Linked DNA regions of Homo sapiens: region 2 is linked to region 1. Evidence: read pairs that join two places in POLR2A ChIA-PET (ENCODE). Cell type or tissue: A673. All regions are shown on one strand.

The links. Peaks named below come from ENCODE experiments on the same cell type or tissue, not always from the same donor. Only the 100,000 strongest peaks of a DNase experiment are listed, where the experiment ranks them.
Region 2: POLR2A ChIA-PET joins it to region 1 with 12 read pairs; 2 of 35 experiments call an interaction of 5 or more read pairs at or near these places.

What each region holds. Positions count from the first base shown.
Region 1 is chr7:64,757,673-64,765,672 of GRCh38, reverse strand. No RefSeq gene overlaps it. Among named protein-coding and RNA genes, the nearest start is that of ZNF138, 33 kb to the left of the region's middle. In A673, no CTCF peak of the experiment used is centred here; no DNase peak of the experiment used is centred here.
Region 2 is chr7:65,024,906-65,032,905 of GRCh38, reverse strand. LOC105375330 (a long non-coding RNA gene) reads left to right here. Exons shown (of 6, transcript XR_927607.1): 3 at 1,942-2,030. It overlaps LOC105375329 (a long non-coding RNA gene), which reads right to left and starts at 6,166. Exons shown (of 3, transcript XR_927606.2): 1 at 6,028-6,166; 2 at 4,182-4,397; 3 at 3,480-3,659. In A673, no CTCF peak of the experiment used is centred here; no DNase peak of the experiment used is centred here.

The DNA.
Region 1 (8,000 bases):
ACTGCTAAGGTGCTTGTTTAACTTACAGATTCTACCACAGGATTCTGTTGACACCAGAAGCCTCTTACACAGCTGTAGCAGGACACTGGGAACAAGATCTGGACATGGCAAAGGGCTCCACTCTAAAAGCAAAGCTTAAGATGTCTATATTCATCGCTCATGGTGCAGAAAATGTCTTCTGTGAGTTTTCTGCATGTCTTCAACCCAAAGTCTGGCCCTGTCTTGTGAATCCAAGGCAGAGACCAGCTTTTATGTGCAGATTTTAGGTGAAATCAAAGTGACTCTCCCTTTTTGGGGTTTACAGCAAGCCAAGTAAAACCAGAGGAGAGATCCTCTCATGGAATTTTTTTCAACACATTGTAAAAAGTATTTTGACCTAAAAGGAAAAAGCTGGGGTAAACATAATATAAGTAGAGAGTTTATTTTGGCTAAATCTTAAAGATTGCAACCCTGGAGTAAAAAGTTGCCCTGAATATACCCTCCAATTAGAAGCAGTTGTAAGTGTGTATTTTTAAAGGCAAAAAAGGAAGGCAGAGAGGGTACTGATACAAAGTTATCTGTCAAAAATTCTTATTGTTTTATATAAATAACTGGTTAGCGATTGACTATACATTGTTAAGCTATAGGGTGTGGGTTATAGAGTCAAGTGTGGCATTATTAGGTTGTGGCAATACCAACCAATTTAAAAAGATAAATAGTTCAAAGAGGAGAGCAGAATATAACTGTGGTCTCATTTTAATATATCTCTGGTTTAAAAGAACTTGCATGTCTCAAATAAAAGTTCTTTTCTTCCCTCGAATCCCAGGACATGAATTCAGAATTTGGAACTGCACATTTAGGTCTTGGAAGGCTGGTGAGCTATGCACATTTGTGAGCATTTGGACAAGAGGAGGAGAGAGGAAGGTAAATTCTCGTGTTTAATCAATGCACATGTGCGAGACTGGTTGGGGATCTGGGGCCCTATGATCTTTGAATCAGTGTGAGACCTGAAGATGCCAAGAGCACTGAAAAAGGTGGAGTAATTGATTGCTGTTCTGAAAAGTTATTTTTGCAGAAATCTAGTCTAACTTCTCTAGAAGGGATTGTGGATCTTAAGTAGAAGGAGAGACCATTCTGCTTACAGATTTGGGGAGCACTTTGCTGTACTTTGTGCATTTTGCTGTACAATTATGGGTTGTAATTGGACACTTGAGAAAGAGAGACCCCTCTAAAATGAAACCTGTTGGGCACCTTGTGTATAACCTCTGGTAATTCTGGACAGTGTGTAGAAAATATAGCTAGAAACAAAAACATCTCTAACCCTAAAAAACTCTTAACAATAATAGAACAAGAAAACTATCTTGTTATATCATTAAACCAAAATGTGATGTGCATCACAGGCAATCTACTAAGAGATTGCAAACACAGAAAGGTCACCAAAATTAGTTTCCAAGTAGAAGACTTGACAACACCATTTGCCATACATAGTTTATAACCCTAGTAATCTGGGAGGTCATCTGCGTTTTCTAATTGGTAATAATCAAAGGAAAAATAAAATTTTCACATCTTCATGACGGAAAGTCCTTTTGTAATGTGGAGCCATGTACCTGCTGAAGGGAGCCTCCTACTCTCCTGTACAAACTGTGGATAGATAGGGTGTATACTCTTGCTATTTATATTTTGAAGCAATAGTTTCCAGTTCCTAAAGATAATTCTGGGTCAAAAAAGACAAATGAACTGTTTAACTAATACAAATGAGTTACATATATTTCAAAGAAGCAGAGAAAATATTTAAATACAAAAGTTTTCAAATTAAGTGCTTTATGAAAATAGGAAACATCGGGTGGGCATGGTGGCTCACACCTGTAATCCCAGCACTTTGGGAGGCCAAGGCAGGCAGATCACTTGAGGTCAGGAGTTTGAGACCAACCTGGCCAACATGGTGAAACCCCCTCTCTACTAAAAATACAAAATTAGCCAGGAGTGGTGGTGGGTGCCTGCAATTCCAGCTACTCAGGAGGCTAAGGAAGGAGAATCGCTTGAACCTGGGAGGCAGAGGTTGCAGTGAGTCAAGATTGCACCATTGCACTCAAGCCTGGGCAAAAAGAGCAAAACTCCATCTCAAAAAAAAAAAAAAAAAAAGAAAAGAAAATAGAAAATAGAAAACAGCAAAAAATCTTCCCTTATTTTAAAAAGAAAACATTAAGCCTCTTCTTCCTAATTTGCATTTGCTTCTTTTTTTTTTTTTTTTTTTTTTTTTTTTTTGAGACAGTCTTGCACTGTTGCCCGGGCTGGAGTGCAGTGGCAAGATCTTGGCTCACTGCAACCTCTGCCTCCTGGGTTCAAGCAATTCTCCTGCCTCAGCCTCCCAATTAGCTGGGATTATAGGTGCCCACCACCACGCCTGGCTAATTTTTTGTATTTTTAGTAGATATGGGGTTTCACTATGTTGGCCATGCTGGTCTTGAACTCCTGACCTTGTGATCCACCCACCTCGGCCTCCCAAAGTGCTGGGATTACAGTTGTGAGCCACTGCGCCCAGCCTCTGTATTTACTTTGACAACAGCCAGGTCTAAAGCCATGGTCTTGAACTTATTAACATCTGAATTCTAGTAGGCACAGGATTCAGGTACCTGAGGGATGGACTTGGGCACACTGCCACACTGTGTGAATATAAAAGAGGGTTTTGGGGGAAAAGAAAGGCAGGAGAGAGAAAGGTACTATCAAGAAACAAGAGTGGGCCAAGCACAGTGGCTCACACCTCTAATCCTAGCACTTTGAGAGGCCAAAGTTGGTGGATCACCTGAGGTTAGGAGTTCAAAACCAGCCTAGCCAACATGGTGAAATCCCATCTCTACTAAAATTACAAAAAATAGCTAGCCGTGGTGGCACACACCTGTAGTCCCAGCTATTTGGGAGGCTTAGGCTGAAGAACTGCTAGAACTTGGGAGGCAGAGATTGCAGTGAGCTGAGATCATGCCACTGTACTCTAGCCTGGGCAACAGAGCAAGAGGCTCCATCTCAAAATAAATAAATAAATGAATAAGTAAGCAAATAAAAGTTATTTTCTGCCTATTTTTTGAGATTCTCAAAGATCTTATAGTTGGTATTATTCTCTTACTACAATTCTTCTTTAGGAGTAAGTAACTTCATACCTAACTCTAAATTAGTTCTATTTGACAAAGTTTAGGTAGAGCCCCAGGACAATAACAACAAATCCATCCTCAAAAAGAGGCTCCCCAACCACTTCTATCCCAACTTTAACTGCATCTGACTTTGAGTATCCAGCTTTCCAGGGCTCTGTAGCTTCTGTCAGTATAAACAATTCTTCCATGGCTGAGGTGAGTAGGCTGGGACACCTGCAGGGGTGACTCACCAGTAAAAGACCAACCAACTTGGTGTTCAATCACCCCTTTTTGCAGGCTCAAGACTGGCCAGCTTGGAGTCACTGGGTTTGGGCTTTCATTTTCCAATCAGCATAGTTCACTTGATTTTTTTTTTTTTTCTGAGAGGAGTTTTGCTCTTGTCACCCAGGCTGGAGTGCAATGGCATGATCTTGGCTCACTGCAACCTCCACCTCCTGGGTTCAAGTGATTCTCCTGCCTCAGCCTCCCAAGTAGCTGGGATTACAGGCATGCGCCACCATGCCCATCTAATTTTGTGTTTTTAATAGAGATAGGGTTTCTCCATGTTGGTCAGGCTGGTCTCAAACTCCCGACCTCAGCTGATCTGCCCACCTCGGCCTCCCAAAGTTCTGGGACACTTGATTTTATATTTAAAAAAATAGTCAGTGTTTGAAGAATCTAGCAAAATTACTCAAACTCAGTGTTTATGAAAGAGAATTAAGTTGTAAGGCATTTACATTTTATATCTCAACAACAACAAAACAACGAAAAACAAGTGTCTATCCCTTTCAGACAATAAACACATCACTTATCTCTATAAAAAATAATTTAACAATTAACCATATATTAATACTTTTAGAAGGTGCCAAGTATCACCTTAAAAAATTTAGCATTAAACTTATTCAAATGACATGCTACAGAAAAGAGATTCAAAATATTACAAATTCTTCACCCTCAAAAAAAAAAGGAACTATTGTTTTGATGCATCTATGTAATGCACCAGTTGATTTACTACACGTCTTGTGGAAATGTATTCATTTTCTATAGCCATAAAAGGAGAGATATTTCCTATTTTTCCCTGGTAGCATTCTCAAAGCTAAGCCCTGAGATTCTGTTTGAAATTACCCCCAAAAAGTGGCAGACCAGAGAAACAACTACACTCACTTTTGTAAGGAAAAAAGTAAATAACAACTTTTAACAAATAAAATATATGATTAGAACCCCATCTCTACTAAAAATACAAAAAAATTAGCCAGGCATGGTGGCAGGCGCCTGTAGTCCCAGCTACCCAGCTACTCGGGAGGCTGAGGCAGGAGAATGGCATGAACCTGGGAGGCGGAGCTTACAGTGAGCCGAGATTTCGCCACTGCACTCCAGCCTGGGCGACACAGCAAGACTCCATCTCAAAAAAAAAAAAAAAAAAAAAAAAGAATTTTAAAAACCAAAATCCAACATGCCTTTTTACAAGGGTCAGGATAGTCAAGGCCCTCAGACAAATAAACTTTGGTGGTTCGGAGAGGACAGAAAATGGAGCAGGCCAATCACCTGGTAGGGCTTGTTATCAATGTCATTTGTAAGGCTACTTTAAAAAAGATTGTCCAACGAGAAACAAGCTACCCCCTCGCCCATCTCCACTATGCTGAGGCAATCACTGAAAGGCGCACTGCCCCAGAGGACAAAGGTTCTCTGGGCCAGAAGCCCCCAACCAGATGATCCAACAACAGGACTGAGGGTGCCCAGGGCAAATGCCACCTCACATCATCACCTTCACTGAGCCCCGGGTACATTTAACCATTGAGGGTCAGGAAATTGACTTCCTCCTGGACACTGGTGTGGCTCTCTCAGTGTTAATCTCCTGTCCCGGACAGCTGTCTTCAAGGTCAACTACCATCCGAGGAATCCTGGGACAGCCTGTAACCAGATATTTCTCCCACCTCCTCAGTTGTAACTGGGAGACTTTGCTACACATAGTAAGTATGCTTATCTAATCCTACAAGCCCATACTGCAATATGGAAAGAAAGGGAGTGCCTAACCTCTGGGGGAACCCCCATTAAATATCACAAGGAAACCATGGAGTTATTGCATGCAGGCAAAAACCCAAGGAAGTGGCACTCTTACACTGCCGAAGCCATCAAAAGGGGAAGGAGAGGGGAGAACAGCAGCATAAGTGGCTGGCAGAGTCAGGGAAAGATCAGCAGAGAGGAAAGACAGAGAAAGACAGGAAGAGACAGAGACAAAGAGAGACACAGAAAGAGACAGTCAAAAAGAGAGGAAGAGACAGAGACAAAGAGTCAGAGAGACAGAAAGTCAGAGAAGGAGAGAGGAAGAGACAAAGGAATCAAAGAGAGAGACAGAAAGTCAGAGAGAGGAAGAGACAGACAAAGGGGAGTCAGAGAGAGAAAAGACAGAAAGTCAAAGAGAAAGAAAGAGAGATGGAAGTAGTGGAGAAAAAACAGTGTACCCTTTTCCTTTAAAAGTCAGGGTAAATATAATTGATCATTGAAGGCCTTCTCTGTAACCCTATAACAATCCAATACCACCTTGTCAGTGTAATCAAGGGCACAGCCCAAAAGCACTGAGGCCACTGACAACCCATAGCCTTCCTATCAAAAATCCTTAACCCAGCAGGTTTCCTAACAGGGGATCTAAACCTTAACTAATTACCATACAAAGGTCCTACCAGATATAGGAGGAACTCCCTTCAGGACAGAAAGACAGGTGGTTCTTCCTGGGCGCTTAAGGGAAAAAGACACAATGGGTATTCAATAAGTGATAAGGAAACTCTTGTAGAGGCAGAGTTAGGAAAATTGCCTAAAAATTGGTCTGCTTAAACGTGTGAGCTGTTTGTGCTCAGCCAAACCTTAAAGTACTTACGGAATCAGGAAGGAGCCATCTATATCAATTCTAAGTTAATATGGACTGAGCGAAGTCTTATTAATAGCAAAGAGTAATTGAAATCCCAAGCTTACAAGGTTTTCAACAAAAGTAAAATTTGCTAAAAGTTAACACCTCTCCTTGCCCCTTTAATGGAATCCTTTTACTATTTCATCATATTATTAAGCAGCATACTAACCATACTCTTTGCCTATCTATCCCTCCTGCTTCCTTGGATACCTCATACAATCACCCCTCCCCTTCCACTAGCTCCTAATTACCTATACAAGACTCTCAACTTAACCCACTGTCTGTTAAACCAGTCCAATCCTTCCCTGGCAAATGACTGTTGGCTTTGCATCTCTCTATCAAACTCTGCTTGCGTTGCCACTCCCATTCCCGCAAAAAACTGGGTCTTTACCAACTTAACTTACCATCCTCATTATGAAGGAAAAGACCCTTTCTGACATCTAGATATGCAATCATTAGCCAACTTCCCCATCTCTGATAGGACCAAGAATACCCTAACAGGACGTGCAACCAACTTTAACATTCTTACATTTCCAACCTCACCTATTACACAAGCAATGAAAAGCCCATACATGGCCATGTAACTACGAATACCACCTTAACTTTCCAAACCCCTTTATGCATCCAACGCAATCTGTTATCAGGCCTTCCCCCGGGGCACCTACTACTCCATCAGTGTAATTACACCCTACAACTTCAAGCCCCAACTGATCATAGTAACTTCTGAGTCACCCAAACAGCTCCATTCAGACAGCATGTCTGTCTCTCAGGGTCTCCAAAAATCATCACCTCCTCCCTGCTTAACAAACAGTCCAGGTTTTGTAATGGCAAACATACTTCCTGCATGACCATTCACCCCTGGACCCCCTGCAGCAGCGCCCCCACCACTAGTGAATGCCTTTTCATCCCCTCTTTCAATCACTCTCTCCAATGGTTCCTAGTAGATACAGAACGGTTTTTTCTCCAATGGGAAAAGAGAACACAGGGAGCCACTCATTTTTCTCCCAACACCCCTTTCCAGCTGCTCACCAGAGCTACCTTGGCAAGTACTCTAGGAGTATGGGAAAACAAAAACAACAAACTCACACACCTTTTTAACATACACAACTAGTTCTGTCTACCCAGGCAAGGTATATTCTTATGTGGAACGTCAACCTATAAATCTGCCTCCCCACTATCTGGACAGGCACCTGCACCTTAGTCTTTCTAAGTCCCAACATTAACATTGCCCCAGGAAATCAGATCCTATCAGTAACCCTCAAAGCTCAAGTCCAGCAGCACAGAGCCATACAACTAATACCCCTACTTACAGGGTTAGGAATGGCTATGGCTACAGGAACCGGAATAGCCAGTTTATCTACTTTATTCTCCTACTACCACACAGTCTCAAAGGATTTCTCAGACAATTTGCAAGAAATAACGAAATCTATCCTTACTGTACAATCCCAAATAGACTCTTTGGCAGCAGTGACTCTCCAAAACTGCTGAGGCCTAGACCTCCTAACTGATGAGAAAGGAGGACTCCGCACCTTCTCAGGAGAAAAGTGTTGCTTTTACACTAACCAGTCAGGGATAGTATGAGATGCTGCCTGGCATTTACAGGAAAAGGCTTCTGAAATCAGACAATGCCTTTCACCCTCTTATACCAACTTCTGGAGTTGGGAGACATGATTTTTCTCCTTTCAAGTTCCCGTGACAGTCATCTTGTTATTACTCGCCTTCAGGCCCTGTATTTTTAACCTCCTTGTCAAATTTGTTTCCTCTAGAATCGAGGCCATCAAGCTACAGATGGTCTTAAAAATGGAACCCCAAATGAGCTCAACTAACAACTTCTACTGAGGACCCCTGGACAGACCTTCTGACCTTTTCACTGGCCTAAAGAGTTCCCCTCTGGAGGACCCTACAACTGCAGGGCCCCTTCTTCAGCCCTATCCCACAGGAGGTAGCTAGAGTGGCCATCACTCAATTCCCAACAGCAGTTGGGGTGTCCT
Region 2 (8,000 bases), 270 kb before region 1:
TAAAATTTTTTTTAGCTCTGTCACACAGGCTGGAGTGCAGTGGTGTGATCTTGACTCACTGCAACCTCCATCAGCCAGGTTGAAGAGATTCTCCTGCCTCAGCCTTTGAGTAGCTGAGACTACAGGTGCCTGCCACCATGCCTGGCTAATTTTTGTATTTTTAGTAAAGACAGGTTTTCATCATGTTGGCCAGGCTGGTCTTGATCTCCTGACCTCAAGTGATCTGCCCGCCTCGGCCTCCCAAAGTGCTGGGATTACAGGTGTGAGCCACCACGCTTGACAACTTACTCTTGAAGTAAAAGAAATACATTCAAAACCAAGGGAGAACATTGACTGATTGATACTCTGTATGAGACTTCACAACTGGACCAGGGGCAAATATTGTGGAGTGCTATATGCATATATTGTGGAGTGCTGAGGTCTGGGCTTTGTGTGTAGCCATGATTCAAATAGTGAACATTGTACTCAATAGGAAATTTTCACCCCTCACCCTCCTCCCATCCTCCCATCTTTTGGAGTCTCCAATATCTATTGCTCCCCATGTGTACCTATTGTTTAACTCCCATGCATGAGAACATTCAGTATTTGACTTTGTTTCTGAATTATTTCACTGAGGAGAATGGCCTCCAGTTCTATCCACAGTGGTGCAAAAGACATGATTTCATTCTTTATGTGGCTAGGTCATGTTCCGTGGCGTACATGTACCATATTTTCTTTATCCAGTCATCTGTTGATGGACACTTAGGTTGATTCCATATCTTTGCTACTATGAATAGTGCTGTGATAAACGTATGAGTACAGGTACTTTTTGATATATTGATTTCTTTCCCTTTGGGTAGATACCTAGTAGTGAGATTGCTGGTTGGATTGCAGTTCTATTTTTAGTTTTTTGAGAAATCTCCCTACTGTTGTCTGTAATGGTTGTACTAATTTACATTCCCACCAACGGTGTATAAGTGTTCCTTTTTTCTCTGAACCCTCACCAACATCTTTTGTTTTCTGACTTTCAATTTTTTATTTTTATAGAGATGGGGGGGGTCTCATTATGTTGCCGAGGCTGGTCTCGAACTCCTGACCTCAAGTGACCTGCCCACCTCAGCCTCCCAAAGTGCGAGGTTACAGGTGCAAGCCATCTCACCTGACTGTTTTCTGACTTTTTACTAATAGCATGTGCTAGGTGTGGTGGCTGACACCTGTAATCCCAGCACTTTGGGAGGCCTAGGCGGGTGAATCACCTGATGTCAGGAGTTTGATACCAGCCTGGCCAACATGGTGAAACCCTGTCTCTACTAAAAGTACAAAAATTAGCTGGGTGTGGTGGCATGTGCCTGTAATACCAGCTACTTGGGAGGCTGAGGCCGGAGAATCACTTGAATCTGGGAGGTGGAATTTGCAGTGAGTCGAGATTGCACACCTGGACTCCAGCCTGGGTGACAGAGCAAGACATAATAATAATAATAGCATGTGCTCTTCTTCAACATAACTTTAACATTGCTCCCATGGTGAGGTCAGGCCTATGCTCCTCTCCCTTGAATTCAAGAAGGTCTGTGACTGGCAGAAGTGATTCAAGGTAGGTCATAAAAGGAGACATCTTTTCTCCGTGGTCTTCCTGGGATGCTTGCTCTTTGAACCCAGCTACCATGCTGTGAGGAAGCCCAGATCACAGGGAGAGGCCACATTTTGATGTTCCAATCAACAGTCCCAGCACAGGTTTCAGATGACAGCCAACATCAGTTGCCAGACATGGGACTGAAGAAGGCTTTGTGAAGATTCCAGCCCCAGCCACTGCAACAGCATGAGACACCTCGAGTGAAAATCACCTACCTGAACCCAGTCAACTCCCAGAACCATGAAAAAAAAAAAGATTATTTTAAGCACCTAAAGTTTTGTGGTTATATATTATGCAATAAGAGTAACTTAAATATCCTCATTCCCTTCTAGCTTTTTGAATCTCTTACTCACCAAACCTAGTCTCTCTGTGAAGACCTGCTCTGCCTTAATCAATATTTTCCCCATAGACCCAGTGAGAGGTAGGTTGGGTTATCTTCCTACTCTTCATGGCTGCTCAGAGACCATTTCTTCTTCTTCTTCTTCTCCTACTCCTTCTCCTTCTTCTTTCTTTTTTTAGTGATGGAGTCTCCCTCTGTCACCAGACTGGAGCACAGTGGCACAATCTCAGCTCACTGCAACCTCTGCTTCCTGGGTTCAAGTGATTCTCCTGCCTCAACCTCCTGAATAGCTGGGACTACAGGCACAAGCCACCATGCCCAGCTAATTTTTGTATTTTTAGTATAGATAGGGTTTCATCATGTTGGCCAGGATGGTCTTGATCTGTTGACCTCATGATCTGCCCGCCTCAGCCTCCAAAAGTGCTGGGATTACAGGCATGAGCCACCGCACCCAGCTCTTCTTCTATTCCTTCTTCCTCCTCCTCTTCCCCCTCCTCCTCCTTCTTCCTCTTCATCCTCCTCTTCCTCCTTGACAGGGTCTCACCTCCCCAGGCTCCAGCGATTCTCCCACCTCAGCCTCCTGAGTAGCTGTGACCGCATGTGCGTGCCACCGTACCCAGTTGATTTCTTTTTATTTTTTGTAAAGATGGGGGTCTCACTATGTCACTCAGGCCAGCCTCAACCTTTTGGGCTCAAGTGATGCTCCTGCCTCAGCCTCCCACAGTGTTGGGATTACAAGTATGAAGCACTGAGCCCAGACTAATTTTTCATCTTCTTTAGTTAACCTAACTGTCTCTGTGTTCTTCAGCATTCTATTCCCTTGAATACTCAATCTCCTGTGTGGCTGCTGCAAGTCCTGGAATCTTTTTAGGATTTCCTCTCTAAAGGCCATTCAAAAAGTGGTGAGTTAATTTGCCCACAGTCCACAGTCCACATTGCAGCCATCAGCAAAGCCAAACGCCAGCCGTGCCTGGATCTCCCTGCATACCACATTCATCCTTATCTTGCACACATTTCCTTCACTATGCGAGGACAAGAACACTTTTGAGCTAATGAACGTGCATGTTCTCTGTTCAAAGTAAAACACATAATAAATAAACCCCACCAAGATGCTCACTTCCTGGTGGGTCTGTGTGTTAAAAGCAGTTGTCTTCAAATCTAACTCCTATGAATGTTTATACTTCTGTTTATTCTAAAACTCCCTAATTAGAGACTTCCCAGTATCTTGCAATTCCTCAACAAGTCATAGGGAGCCCAGGAATAATTTTTTTTTTGAGACGGAGTCCCACTCTATCGCCAGGCTAGAGTGCAGTGGCACCATCTCAGCTCACTGCAACCTCTACCTCCCAGGTTCAAGTGATTCTCCCTTCTTAGCCCCCCGAGTAGCTGGGATTACAGGCATGTGCCACCACACTGAGCTAATTTTTGTACTTTTAGTAGAGACAGGATTTCACCATGTTGGCCAGGATGGTCTCGATCTCTTGACCTCGTGATCCTCCCACCTCAGCCTCCCAAAATGCTGGGATTATAGGCGTGAGCCACGGTGGCAGGCCAGGAATAAATTATTCAAAAATAATTAACAAAAGGCTTTACCTTGTTTCATCATTTAGTTGATGAACTTTTCCAGTTTAATTAGTCTCACCAATATAGAAAACATTTTTAGAAGAGGCCTCTTTGGGTTAAGAACAAGTGTCTTTCTTTCTAGCTGCTCTAGAGAAGAAGAAGAGAAAACAACAAGGCCCATTTTAGGAACATTTTAACCATGAGTAGAACACAACACAAGGAAAACTTTCTCTTTTATATAAGAAATATATTTTGGCCGGGCGTGGTGGCTCACGCCGGTAATCCCAGCACTTTGGGAGGCCAAAGCAGGCAGATCACCTGAGGTCATGAGTTTGAGACCAGCTTGGCCAACAAGATGAAGCCCTGTCTCTACTAAAAATACAAAAATTAGCCGAGTGTAGTGGTGGGCACCCATAATTGCAGCTACTCGGGAGGCTGAGGCAGGAGAATCGCTTGAACCAGGAGGTGGAGGTTACAGTAAGCGGACTTTGTGCCATTGCACTCCAGCCTGGGTGACAGAGAGAGACTCCATCTCAAAACAAAACAAAAAAAAAAAAAAGAAGGAAGGAAGGAAGGAATTTCACAAAAGCGCATTTAATGCAGGCAACTTTTGAGCATCAGAGAAATTGGTCTGGATTAAGTCCAGAGACGCAGTGTTGCGTTGCTTACAAGAATGGTTTGGAATCCCAGCTCTACCGCGTTAATAACTGCCTGTGCCTAGCAAGGTACTTAACTCCCCTTTGCCTCAGTATCTTCTCCATAAAATGGGGATGGCAGTAGTACAGTGGTCCATGCCTCTGAGGGTTTGAGGAGAATCAGTTACATGGTGACAGGCACATAGTTAATGTTCAATAAATGCTATAGCTATTATCTTCATTCTTGTCTCTATGGGTGAAAGAAAAATGCAACATTGGATCAGATTAAATTCTTCTGGAAGCAATGGCTTAAAATAAACTGCTATTCAAAAACTAAAATTATCATACTGGGCTAAAGCTATCCAAAATGTAAGTGATCTATCTTCCAGTAATTCCACAAAATAGATAAATGTGTACACAGTTACTTAGAAGAACATTTAACAACTGCATTTAAATGTAGATTCTTGGCTGGGCATGGTGGCTCACACCTCGAATCCCAGAAATTTGGGAGGCCAAGTTGGGTGGATCACCTGAGGTTAGGAGTTTGAGACCAGCCTGGCCAACATTGTGAAACCCTGTCTCTACTAAAAATACAAAAATTAGTTGGGCATGTTGGCGGGCATCTGTAATCCCAGCCACTCAGGAGGCTAAGGCCAGAGAATCATTTGAACCCAGGAGGTGGAGGTTGCAGTGAGCTGAGATCACACCACTGCACTTCAGCCTGGGTGACAGAGACTCCATTTCAAAAAGAGCAAATAAATAAATAAATGTAAACTCTTGGGCTTTGTTTTATTCATGATTGCCACCAGCAGAGCTACCTAACAATGTATATATATATGTATTTTTTTTGAAATTATTATATTGCTTTATTTGATATTTTCCATTTCTTCCCTTATTAAATACATTTACTTTCATGGCATATTATACTATGTAACTTCTTAGTTCTATTTTTTTATTACAGTTTAAGTTTTAGGGTACATGTGCACAACGTGCAGATTTGTTACATATGTATACGTGTGCCATGTTGGTGTGCTGCACCCATTAACTCGTCATTTAACATTAGGTATATCTCCTAATGCTATCCCTCCCCCCTCCCCCCACCCCACAACAGGCCCCGGTGTGTGATGCTCCCCTTCCTGTGTCCATGTGTTCTCATTGTTCAGTGCCCACCTATGAGTGAGAACATTCGGTGTTTGGTTTTTTATCAAGCCCTCTAGTGACCTTTAAGATCAGGCAAACTCAGGTAATAACATTGAACGGTTGGTGAGTGCATATTTTCCAGGTTAAAATGATATTGGGTATAGAGCAGCAGTTCTCAAATTTGAAGTGCTTAAGAATCACCAGGAAAATTGTTAAAAATTACATGTCCAGAGGTTTAGATATCCAGAGATTTAGATTCAGAGCTCTGGGAGACACTAAAATATCTGCATTTTTTAAACCAGTTTCTTCTCTCCAGGGTGAATAATTCAGAGGCACTTGTGTTCATCCTGTGCTGCTATAACAGGTAATTTATAATGAACAGAAATTTATTTGACTCAGGGTTCTGGAGGTTGGGAAGTCTGAGTAGAGGGGCTACATCTGGTGAGGGCCTTCTTGCTATATCAGACAATGGCAGAAAGTATCACATGGTGAGAGAGAGCAGGAAGGGGGCAGAACTCATCCTTCATAAGAAACTCGCTCGCATCATAATGAACCCCACTCCCACCATAACAACATTAATCCATTCCTGAAGGCAAAGTCTTCCTGACCTAATTATCTCTTAAAGGTTGCACCGCTCAACATTGTTGCATTGGGGATTAAGTTTCCAACACATGAACTTTGGAGGATATATTCAAACCATAGCATTCTGCCCCAACCACCCAAATTCATGTCCTTCTCACCTGCAAAATACATTCATTCCATCCCAATAGCTGCAAAAGTCTTAATTTGTTTCAGGACCAACTCAAAAGTTTAAAGTTCAGAGTCCTATCTAAATCAGATATGGATGAGACCCACCGCACAATTCATTCTGAGGCAACAGCTGTGAGCCTGTGAAATTTAAAAAAAAAAAAAAGGTGCCTCCAAAATTCAATGGTAGGACAGATATAAGGCAGACATTTTCTTTCTTTGTTTTTGTTTTTGAGACGGAGTCTAGCCCTGTCTCCCAGGCTGGAGTGCAGTGGCAGGATCTCGGCTCACTGCAAGCTCCGCCTCCCGGGTTCACGCCATTCTCTTGCCTCAGCCTCCCGAGTAGCTGGGACTACAGGCTCCCGCCACCACACCCAGCTAATGTTTTGTATTTTTAGTAGAGACGGGGTTTCACCATGTTAGCCAGGATGGTCTCGATCTCCTGACCTCGTGATCCGCCCTCCTCGGCCTCCCAAAGTGCTGGGATTACAGGCATGAGCCACCACGCCCGGCCACTTTTTTTTTTTTTTTTTTTTTTTTGAGACGGAGTTTTGCTCGTTGCCCAGGCTGGAGTGCAATGGCACAATTTCGGCTCACTGCAACCTCCACCTCCTGATTTCAAGCGATTCTCCTGCCTTGGCCTCCTGAGTAGCTGGGATTACAGGTGCCCGACATCACACCCAGCTAAGTTTTTTTTTTTTTTTTCTTTTGAGATGGAGTCTCGCTCTGTCACCCAGGCTGGAGTGCAGTGGCTATATCTCGGCTCACTGCAAGCTCTGCCTCCTGGGTTCACACCATTCACCTGCCTCAGCCTCCTGAGTAGCTGGGACTACAGGTGCCCGCCACCACGCCCAGCTAATTTTTTTTTTTTTTTTTTTTTTTTTAGGAGAGATGGGGTTTCACCATGTTAGCCAGGATGGTCTCGATCTCCTGACCTCGTGATCCACCCTCCTCGGCCTCCCAAAGTGCTGGGATTACAGGCATGAGCTCCACCTCTGTGACAAACTTCTGCCTGAGGCACCCAGCTGTTCAATACATGTTTTGAAATCTAGGTGGAGGGCTGGGAGCGGTGGCTCATGCCTATAATCCCAGCACTTTGGGAGGCCGAGGCGGGTGGATCACGAGGTCAGAAAATCGAGACCATCTTGTCTAACACAGTGAAACCCCGTCTCTACTAAAAATACAAAAAATTAGACGGGTGTGGTGGCAGGCACCTGTAGTCCCAGCTACTTGGGAGGCTGAGGCAGGAGAATGGTGTGAACCTGGGAGGTGGAGCTTGCAGTGTGAGCTGAGATCGAGCCACTGCACTCCAGCCTGGGCAACAGAGCAAGACTCTATCTCAAAAAGAAAAAAGAAAGAAATCTAGGTGGAGCCCACCATAGCCCCACAGTTCATATACTCTGCACATATGCTGAGTTAGCACTGTGTGGATGCCACCATGGTTTATAATCCTGTATCTCTTCTGGAGTGGTGGCTAGACCCACTTAAGCTGTTGAAGTTGATTGTATTCATCTATTCTCACACTGCTAACAAAGACATACCTGAGACTGGGTAATTTATAAAGGAAAGAGGTTTAATGGACTCTGTTCAGCATGGCTGGAGAGGCCTCACAATTATGACCAAAGGCAAAGGAAGACCAAAGGCACATCTTCCATGGTGGCAAGCAAGAAAGCATGTGCAGGGGAACTGCCCTTTTATAAAACTAACAGATCTCCTGAGACTTATTCACTATCAATGAGAACAGCATGGGAAAAACACACTCCCATGATTCAATTACCTCCTACTGGGTCCCTGCCACAACATGTGGGGATTATGGGAGCTAAAATTAAAGATGAGATTTGGGTGGGGACACAGCCAAACCATATCACTGGTTTTTCCCCAGGTTCCCCCATATAAGTCAGTGAATGTAGATGGATACTTGTGACAAAGGGAACCATTGTGGTCCAGACACTGAATACACTGAAGT